Linked DNA regions of Homo sapiens: region 1 is linked to region 2. The links are chromatin loops, found by intact Hi-C in ENCODE. Cell type or tissue: left ventricle myocardium inferior. All regions are shown on one strand. Links, peaks and the distances in the headings refer to the core of each region. The heading gives the core; the rest is flanking DNA.

Evidence for each region. Peaks named below come from ENCODE experiments on the same cell type or tissue, not always from the same donor. Only the 100,000 strongest peaks of a DNase experiment are listed, where the experiment ranks them.
Region 1: a loop joins it to region 2, with 9 times the contacts of the local background. A loop is called at or near these places in 102 of 110 quality-filtered maps.

What each region holds. Positions count from the first base shown.
Region 1 is chr1:181,422,968-181,427,458 of GRCh38, reverse strand. It overlaps LOC107985232 (a long non-coding RNA gene), which reads right to left. Exons shown (of 3, transcript XR_001738319.2): 1 at 4,024-4,491. It also overlaps a transcript of CACNA1E not described here. Among named protein-coding and RNA genes, the nearest start is that of CACNA1E, 58 kb to the left of the region's middle. RefSeq lists enhancers at 2,597-2,686, 3,666-3,715. In left ventricle myocardium inferior, for the core only: CTCF peaks have their summits at 2,147 and 2,350 (motif pointing right); a DNase peak (open chromatin) is centred at 2,348; H3K27me3 peaks cover 2,223 bases.
Region 2 is chr1:181,187,771-181,192,261 of GRCh38, reverse strand. No RefSeq gene overlaps it. Among named protein-coding and RNA genes, the nearest start is that of LINC01732, 16 kb to the right of the region's middle. In left ventricle myocardium inferior, for the core only: a CTCF peak has its summit at 2,222 (motif pointing left); a DNase peak (open chromatin) is centred at 2,231; H3K4me3 peaks cover 834 bases; H3K27ac peaks cover 420 bases.

The sequences.
Region 1 (4,491 bases), core at 1,005-3,504, 230 kb before region 2:
TAGGATGAGGAAGAGGCTGAGATGAGGGAGAAGTTGAGGTGGAGGGGGTTGAGATGGAGAAGGAATGAGGTGAGGAGGGGTTAAGATGGGGGAGGAGTTGAGATGGCGGTGGAATTGAGATGGGAGGGGTTGGGACGGGCAGGGGTAGAGATAGGGAAGGAGTTGAGATGAGTGAGGTTGAGATGGGGCAGAGGTTGAGATGGGTGAGGGTTGAGATGGGTGTGGTGAGATGGGTAGAGTTCAGATGAGGTAGGCTTGAGATGGGGAGAGGGTGAAATAGGGAGGCGTTGAGATGAGTGTGGTTGAGATGTTGAAGGGTCAAGTTGGGGAGACACTGAGATGGAGAGGGGTTGAGTTGTGAAGGGGTTGAGATAGGAAGGGATTGAGTAAGGAAGGGGTTGAGTTGTGAAGGGGTTGAGATGGGAAGGGGTAGAGATGTGAAGAAGCTGAGGTGGGAAGGGGCTGAGATGGGAAAGGGTTGAGATGGGAAGGGGTTGAGTTGTGAAGGGGTTGAGATGGGCAGCGGTTGAGCTGTGAAGGGTTGAGATGGGAAGGGGTTGAGTTGTGAAGGGGTTGAGATGTGAAGGGGTTGAGTTGTGAAGGGGTTGACATGTGAAGGGGTTTAGATGGGAAGGAGTTGAGATGGGAAGGGGTTGAAATAGGAAGGGGTTGAGTTGTGAAGGGGTTGAGATTGACAGGGGTTGAGACGGGAAGGGGCTGAGTTGTGAAGGGGTTGAGATGGGAAGGGGTTGAGATGGGAAGGGGTTGAGTTGTGAAGGGGTTGAATTGTAAAGGGGTAGAGATGGGAAGGGGTTGAGATGGGAAGGGGTTGAGTTGGGAAGGGGTTGAGATGGGAAGGGATTGAGTTGTGAAGGGGTTAAGTTGTGAAGTGGTTGAGATGGGAAGGGGTTCTGTTGTTAAGGGGTTGAGTTGTGAAGGGGTTGAGACAGGAAGGGGTTGAGTTTTGAAGGGAATGAGATGGGAAGGGGTTGAGTTGTGATGGGGCCATGATGGGAATGGGGTTGAGTTGTGAAGGGGTTGAGTTGTGAAGTGGCTGAGATGGGAAGCGGTTGAGATGGGAAGGGGTTGAGATGAGCTGGGTTGAGTTAGGGAAGGGTTCAGATGAGGAGGAGTTTAATTGATAAGGGTTGACATAGGAAGGGCTTGAGACGGATAGTGGCTGAAATGGGGAGGACTTGAGATGGAGAGAGGTTGGGTTGAGGAAGGGTTGAGATGGGGTAGGACTGGGTTGGGGAATTGTTGAGATGGAGTGACAGGAGGGGGATGCAGTTAGACCTGACCACCTGACCCCAGTGCACCCAAGCTGGGTGTGTCCAGCCAACACTGTCTCCACACCAGGAGCACTGTCCCCAGAACTGACCACTGGTCTGTCCTACTCCAAGAGCAGAAAGAGAATTTACTGAATTCCTCTGTTTTCTTTATAAATTTGGGAAGGGTTGCAGGTTCCTCATCACCTGATCAGCAGGCAGTAATGCTGCCTTTTTAGAACAGCAGTGAGGCTGAGTAGTGGGATGTGAGCACAGCTGCAGAGGGTCTGCAAGGAGGTCCCCAGGAGAGGCGGGGGCAGGGACAGAGGGGAAAGGGGGACAAGCCCTCTTCCTCACTCACACGCCAACCCTGCATGCCTTCATTCCCTCCCTGCTACAGGCTTCGAGAGAAAAAGAGGAAGAGAAAGATGGTTAAAGGAGCTAAAAGCAGAAGAGAAGAGAAGGAGGACAGTGTGGCTGGGGTATGAGCGGCTGAGGTGGGGTCCTCAGAAGGGTGCCCCACGCCCACCTCCTTCTCTGCGCCTCAGCCTTCTCACCTGCACCTTCAATGAGAAGTTATGTGCGATTAATTTTAAAGGTCTTTTCATCGGTGCCTGGAATTCTATAGGTGTCTAACTCTGCTTGGGGTCGGGGGGGGGAGCGGGGGTGTACAGCAATTTCATAAATATTTTTTTCAGCCAAAAAGGCCAAAGCGAATTCCTCCAATTATGTTCACCTCCTCCACAATGAGCACTTCCTTTTCTGCACGTGTCTTCACCCATCCCCTCACATCCAAGAGGAAAACGCCTTTGGCTCATTTGCAGCCATGGGTCCAGGCAAGCCCTTAAAGATGGCAAGGGGTTGCCAGTGGTCAGGGAGGGGGAAGGCCCTGGACTGCGGTGGGAGTCTCGGGGCGCTCATCGTGCCCTGCCAAGGCCCTTCTCCTCCTGGCTTCGCTTTCCTTTCTTGTGATGTGAGTGCTGACCACCAGGCTGCCCCAGCCCCTCCAGCTACACAGCGGAAAGCATCCCAGTGAGACTGCGGCTGCAATACACAGAAACAACCACTTGGGGGCACCATAAAAGAAGAAAAAATATCTCTTCTGAAAAAGAGGGAAAACAAATTGAGCAGCTGGCGCTAGAGGGCGCCGCTTTTCCCATTTTCTTCAAAAAGGTGGCTGGGGGCAGAATTTCCGAATCTTGACATGTTCAGAAGACTGAAGAGCCTCCTTCTACAGATATGGCCATGGGAGCAGAGTGGAGGCAGCCCAGCGCAAGGGCAGGGTGGGAGAGAGGGGACTGATTCACCTGAGCCTCCAAACAGGGAGGAGACTCTGATGGTACCACAAAAGGAAGCACAGAACGGGCCGATCCGGCTTGAGCACCAGGCTGCAGAGTCTTGGGGGAGAGTCCTCCCCCAAGGCCTGCCTTAGAAGGGAAGAACTGGGACAACAGATCTCCCCCAGCCCTTGCTCCCAGCACTGTGCTCTGGAAAAGATGGAAACCCTCTGCTTTCTCTCAGGGCATCCAATGGCTTCAGAAAGAGAAAGGGAGTGGCAGAGAGGTTATGCATTCGTTCTCTGCAAGAGATGAGAGTCGCCAGGCACTTAGCAGGGGGCCAGTCCCCCTCCTTCCCAGTACAGGACCCTCCTTGTCACAGGCGGTCTCCACTGCAAGCACAGAAAACCGCGCTGCTCGCGCACCACCTTGTTTATTCTCAAACCCAGTTCTCTAGGGAAGCATTTCTAGAACTGCGGAAGGTTGAAGGGAAAGGCGAGTCACCAGAGACCAGATCTAGAAACAGCCTCTTTTTTCTAATCCCGGGAGGACAGGTAAGGAAAATTCAAGGGTGTGTGCTGAAGTTCCCCAAAGGATCATCTTAAAGCAAATCTCTAGAAATCACCCAAATTGTGTCAGTTCCTAAGGGAAGCCCAATTCTCTGGATTCTCTGCACCTTCCTGCTCTGCTCAGAATTCCAAGAAAGCAGGGCATGTGCTCCGGTCTCTTCTTGGCTGGTGGTTTTCAAACTTGCTGTTGGTTAGTGATAACCCAGTGTGTTGAAGGCTCATGATTTCTGTGTTCCACTGGCATATGTTTTGGTTTCTGCAACCCTGTTATACTACAGCCCTAGGATCCTGAAATGCCTCGTCTCTGAGTGAGAAGGTTGGATTTTGCAGACCTGCAAACTCAGGTGCCTTCAGGACCAAGTCAGTCCTCTAATAGCCCTAAGGCAGTAGGGAATGGTGGGGAATACAGTGACCTGGAGACTTCCTGCCCCCTCTAAAAACATACACATTTAAATAAAATTAAAATATCCGATAATTCAACAAAGCACTCATATATAAGAACAAATTCTGCCATGCACCCTTTTGGCAATAGTGGTTCCACAGATTCCTGTATTCTAACAACCCGAGTGATGTCTGATGCTGGCAGCAGGTGGCAGCATGTGGACTGAGGTCTCCACTTAGTCTCACTAGATCTGCAGGAGGCTGGCCGCCTTTCAAAAGGCCAGCAAAAAAAAAAAAAAAATTGGCCCAATGGCCCTTAAATTCACCCATAAAGCTTCAAGGTTGAGACAGGTGTTGCCTTACAGAATATGTTGCTGATGCTGAATGCGGTGTGAATGCCAGTGAGACTGTTGTTTGAATGTGATCACCCCTACTAAGTCAGCATAGCTGCAGGGCACATGAGACAGAAGTGGGTGGGACTTGCAGGACTGGTTCCTCCTACCTTGTCACTCACCACAGTCCACTGACCTTCACATAAAGCACCAGCAGTCACCCAGGCTCTCAGGACCCCAGCTTCCTCACCTGTAAATGAAGCAGCTAGACCAGATGAATAATAATAATGATCATAATAATGGCTCATATGCACTGACTGTTGACCTTGTGCCAGGCACTGTGCATTCCCTCCTGTAGTCTCCCACATGCTGCTGTGGTCCGTTGATGTATACAGCTGATCCCAAGCCTAACTACAACCTCTGCACCTTGGGCTTCGGCAAACCTCTGATGCCTGTCAGTTTGAGATAATGACTTCTTGATCTGTACATATAAACATTGTTGTAGGGATGAGGCTGATGATGAAGGCACATGCGATAGATGTTTTTACGTAATTTGGATATGAACCTTTTTTATAGGGGTTGGCTAAGGTAGTAATGATGGGTAAGATTAAGGGGATTAGGGTTATTATGGTAGTGGAAAAATACATGTTTGCTACTTTTATTT
Region 2 (4,491 bases), core at 666-3,165:
GGGGCCTGTGGCAGCAGCTGAGGTGTCAGGGAACACAGAAGATGTGAGGACAGCCCATCTCACCAGTGGAAGCTCACAGGGAGGTTTTCAAGCCGCATCCGAGCTAGGGCTGGCAGGACCGAGGATGGATTCTATGTTTCATGGAGAGAGGACCAGGGTGGCTCCTTTCCCATGTATAGGCATATGTTTTAGGTTTGGGTGATGACATCATTATCTTGGTGTTCCCTACACCCTGTTCCAGAAATTTTGAGAAGCTGGGAGGAGCCAGGGACCTGCTCATGTCTGTGATACAGACCCCACCCCTAAACTGTCCTCTACAGATATACAGCCAGGGCAGGGGGCTCCAGGTGCCCAGGGGATGTGCTCAGGGTGATCCTCCAACAGCCAGCCCTCAGACGGCACATGGTTCCCAGGAAGGACTTTGAAAAGCTGAAATCTCAACCAGCCATGCAGGCTCCTTGGGAAGGATCCGTGCAAGGGTCCACAGGTCCACCCTCCCCAGGCTCACAGAGAAGGCCCAGGCTGAAGGGTGGACCACATGTTTCACTCGCACAGGACTATAGCTTTGGGTTTGAAAGGGACACACTTATTGAGTACCTACTATGTGCCAAGCTCTGTACTAGACACTGGGGATACAAAGATAAATGTGACATAGTCCCTGCCTTCAAGGAGTTCGCAGTTCATTGGAAAAAACTGACATAAAATCAAATAATTAGAATGCGTAAGGCCATTCTAAGGATTAAATGTAATTAATTGTAGTTAAGTGGGAGACAACACTAAGTCATTTAATCCTCACACGAACAGCCTGGGAGAGGTGGTGTTGGCCCATTTTACAGGTGAAGAAAGTGAGGTTACATTGGTGAAATCACTTGCCTCAGGTCATACAACTAGGGAGAGACACTGCCGGCGGAGTGCGGGAGCACCACACAGCCTGGTGAGAGTCACTTCTGGGCCTCTCTTCCCAGCTGTTTGCTCTGTGGTATCTCACTGGTGGCTTGAAACCTACCAACAGATGGGTCACAGAAATCAGCAAACACTACAAAGCAGGTGACAGCCTGGATTCAGATTCCAGTTTGAAACTAAAGACTCCCTCCAGTCTCCCCTAGAACATTCTCTGATTTGAACCACCCACTCCTTCTAAAAAGTCTGCCTCCCCAAGAGACTCACAGCAGCTTGCCCTGGACAAGACCAAAAAAGACAATGGATGTGGTCCGCCTTGGGAGTCCCCAAGGGCTGTGCAACAAAGTCAAGTCACCGTCCACCCTTCAGCTCTGAGCTAGAATCTCAGCAGACACATCTGGGCCAGGTAAGCCAGTGGGCCTGGGATGGGAGGGATAGAGTGGACCAAGAGGAAGAGGCGGCTGCGAGGGAGAGCGCGTTCATTTCTCTAGAACGCTCATCTGGAGAACGTGGTTAGTGTGATTAGTTGAGTAATCTCTGTCTCCCCCACCAGGTCCACAAGGACAAGGACTGTGGCTGGCTTCACTAACCACGGTAGTGCAAGCACCACACCTGGGCAGCAGGAAGCCCCGCACCAAGATTTGTTGAGTGAATGAATGAGGTAGTGAATGAAGCAGGAGGCCATAAACGCTGAGGGTGTACACCTGCCTCCCTCCCGCATCTCCTACCCACCCTATGAGGAGGGAGGGGAGGCAGCAGGAGAGCTGGGCTACCTGGGGTAGAGTCCAGGTTCTGCTACTTACTAGGTAACCTGTGCCTCTGCGTCCTCCGCTGTAAAACGGGGTCTGTGGGGTTGTCCTGAGAATTAAATGAGTTAACATTTGTAAAGTACCTGGCACGCAGTAAGCGCTATATGTGCTAAACAGATAAGGAAGATACCCCCGCCCCCCAACCCTCCACTCCCCAGATCACTCTGTGGGCAGAGACCGTTTTCTCCTCTGCTCTTCCAAGGTAACGGTTCAGCCCGTTCCACCCCGAAAGGGTTTCCCTGGGGAAAAGAACCACCGCCTTGTCAGAGCTCCGAGCGTCCTCCCCTTCCCCACACCCCGTCCCACCTCCAGCGTCCCCACCCACCCACCTCTGTCTCTCTGTAAGTGACCCTGAGCCTCGTCCAGCTCCGCCAGGCCCCCAGGCTCGCGGAAGGGGCCCCAGCAGCCCCGCTGCGGGCTGGGGGTCCGGGAAGCTGCAGGCTGGACGCACCGCCCCAGTCAGCGCCAAGGCCCGGCCCGCACGCCGCGGGCGCCACCCAGTGGCCATCTGCGGAATCGGCGGCGGAGGCGGCCTACAAGAGCCTGGAGGCCCAGAGGGCACCCGGGGTGACAAAAGGGAGAGAAGGTGGAAGGAAGGGCGTAACACCGAAGGGACTGCTAGTCTGTAGGTCATAGAGCAATTCATTCAGTCCAGGAACAGTGATCCGTGGGGAGGGCTGCACGGGCGCCGGTGCGCAGAGCCTGCAGGGGCCCTTTTCTCTCTGTGGGTTAGATATCCCCGGCCCCAGGTGACCCCTCCTGTAGGACAATCTCTGGCATGAGTCTGAGGTTCCTGCTCCTGGAATCCCTGGCTTCCCTGTGCCAAGCGCATTACACCCACAGCGCCACAGCTCTGGGCTGATGAGAAGACAAAGACGGGACTCTACACCCTGACGTTGGAGAAGCGCCTCGCTCCCTGGCTGAGGTCTCTGGGGAATAGCATTTGGCGGAGACTCCAGGTTCTAATCCCAGCTATGCCCTGACTCTACGTGTGCCCCAGCCCATCTGTGCCTCGATGTTCCCATCTGTGGAAAAATGATGATAAAAATAAAAAATCTACCCAACCTCCTTTCCGGAGGTGGGGGAGGTGAGGCTTGCACGAAATAATGCTGACGAAAGCATTTTGAAGACCAAAAACCATGGTATTCCAAGTTTCTGATCTGTGATAGCTTTAGTAACCAGGTGAATACAAGAAATTACAAATACACTTACTTAAAGAGTAAGCCCCTCAAGTTCTGACATTAAAAACTCAAACAGGAGACTTTTGTTTGGAGGGGAAAGAAAGGAGCATGCAGTTGAGATCCAAAAATACGAAGTTCCATATGGGAAATTTAAATGATCTTAAGGATTTTACTATATAAAATTTAGAAGGCAGCTCACTCTTCAGGAAACCAGTAGAACAGACATTACCATCCCCAAAGACATTTGGAGGACAAAGGAAAAGCCAAAAGTTAACTAGGATCCTACTTGATCTACTTCAAAAGCACAATCACAGAACCTCACAGTGACCTAGGACATCCCAACAGCCACCAGCATCTATTCAGAGTGCGCATGAACACCTCCACCTGCCCACTTGTACAGGGCTATTCCTTGTACAAGAACAAATCCACCTGCAGACCCCATTCTGATAGCCACAGCAGTGGAACCCAGGCCCCTGACTATTGGCCCAGTATCATAAGAATGAAGCTGTCCCCCATTTCAGAGTTCAGACCTGGAATCTCAAGGCAGGATGAGAATTGACCCCAGAGTGAGGGAGAGAGGCACCCCTGACCCAACCTCTACCCCCGAAACAGAGCAGCGAGCCAAACAGCATTCCCTCACTGACTGGGTACCATGGGTAGCAGCTGCGGGGAAAGCGAGACCACCTGCTTCAGGAGAGAGGATTGGGGCAAGCTGAGCAGGGGCCCAGCACCTGGCAGGGCAGACCCGAATGAGGGATTTCAGCTCCTTTGATTAACACATCTCCTCAAAGTCCTTTTTATTTTTTTTATTTATTTATTTATTTATTTATTTATTTATTTATTTTGAGATGGAGTCTCACTCTGTAGCCAGGCTGGAGTGCAGTGGCGCGATCTCAGCTCACTGCAACCTCCGCCTCCCGGGTTCACACCATTCTCCTGCCTCAGCCTCTCAAGTAGCTGGGACTACAGGTGCATGCCACCACGCCAGGCAAATTTTTTATTTTTTGTAGAAACGGGGTTTCGCCATGTTGGCCAGGATGGTCTCGATCTCTTGACCTCGTGATCTGCCCACCTCAGCCTTCCAAAGTGCTGGGATTACAGGCGTGAGCCACCTCACCCAGCCCCAAAAGTCCTTTTTGACATGCAGGGTCCTATGCAGATCCTAGCAGCCTCCTCCTCCTCCCTTCCCCCTCTCTTACTGTCTTCCTTCTAAGTAGAGAGGGTCACATACACCATCACAGCCTGTGTACTTCTGCTTCACCGTGTTTTTTCCCCAGTTTGTTCTGTTTCTCAGGCTTTTCTTCCCCCTTACATCACATGGTGCCACACAATATCTGTTTCCTCTGTGGTCCTCCAGAGTGCCAGAATCTCTGGGAGTGAGCTTTGACAGACATCTCCTCTGAGTTCTCCAGGCCCCGTGGGTTGTTGGATTTTACTGAGCTCCACTGTCTAAGTGCACTCGCACAGAGGCAGGCAGAGGGATGAGATGCCTAGCAGCCAAGTGGACAGCACTCTGATGTCAATTCTCACCCTGTTTAGAAGTTCCACGTCCTGGATTCTGAGGTGAGGGGCAGACCCAGTCTCATGGTAGCAGTATTGAC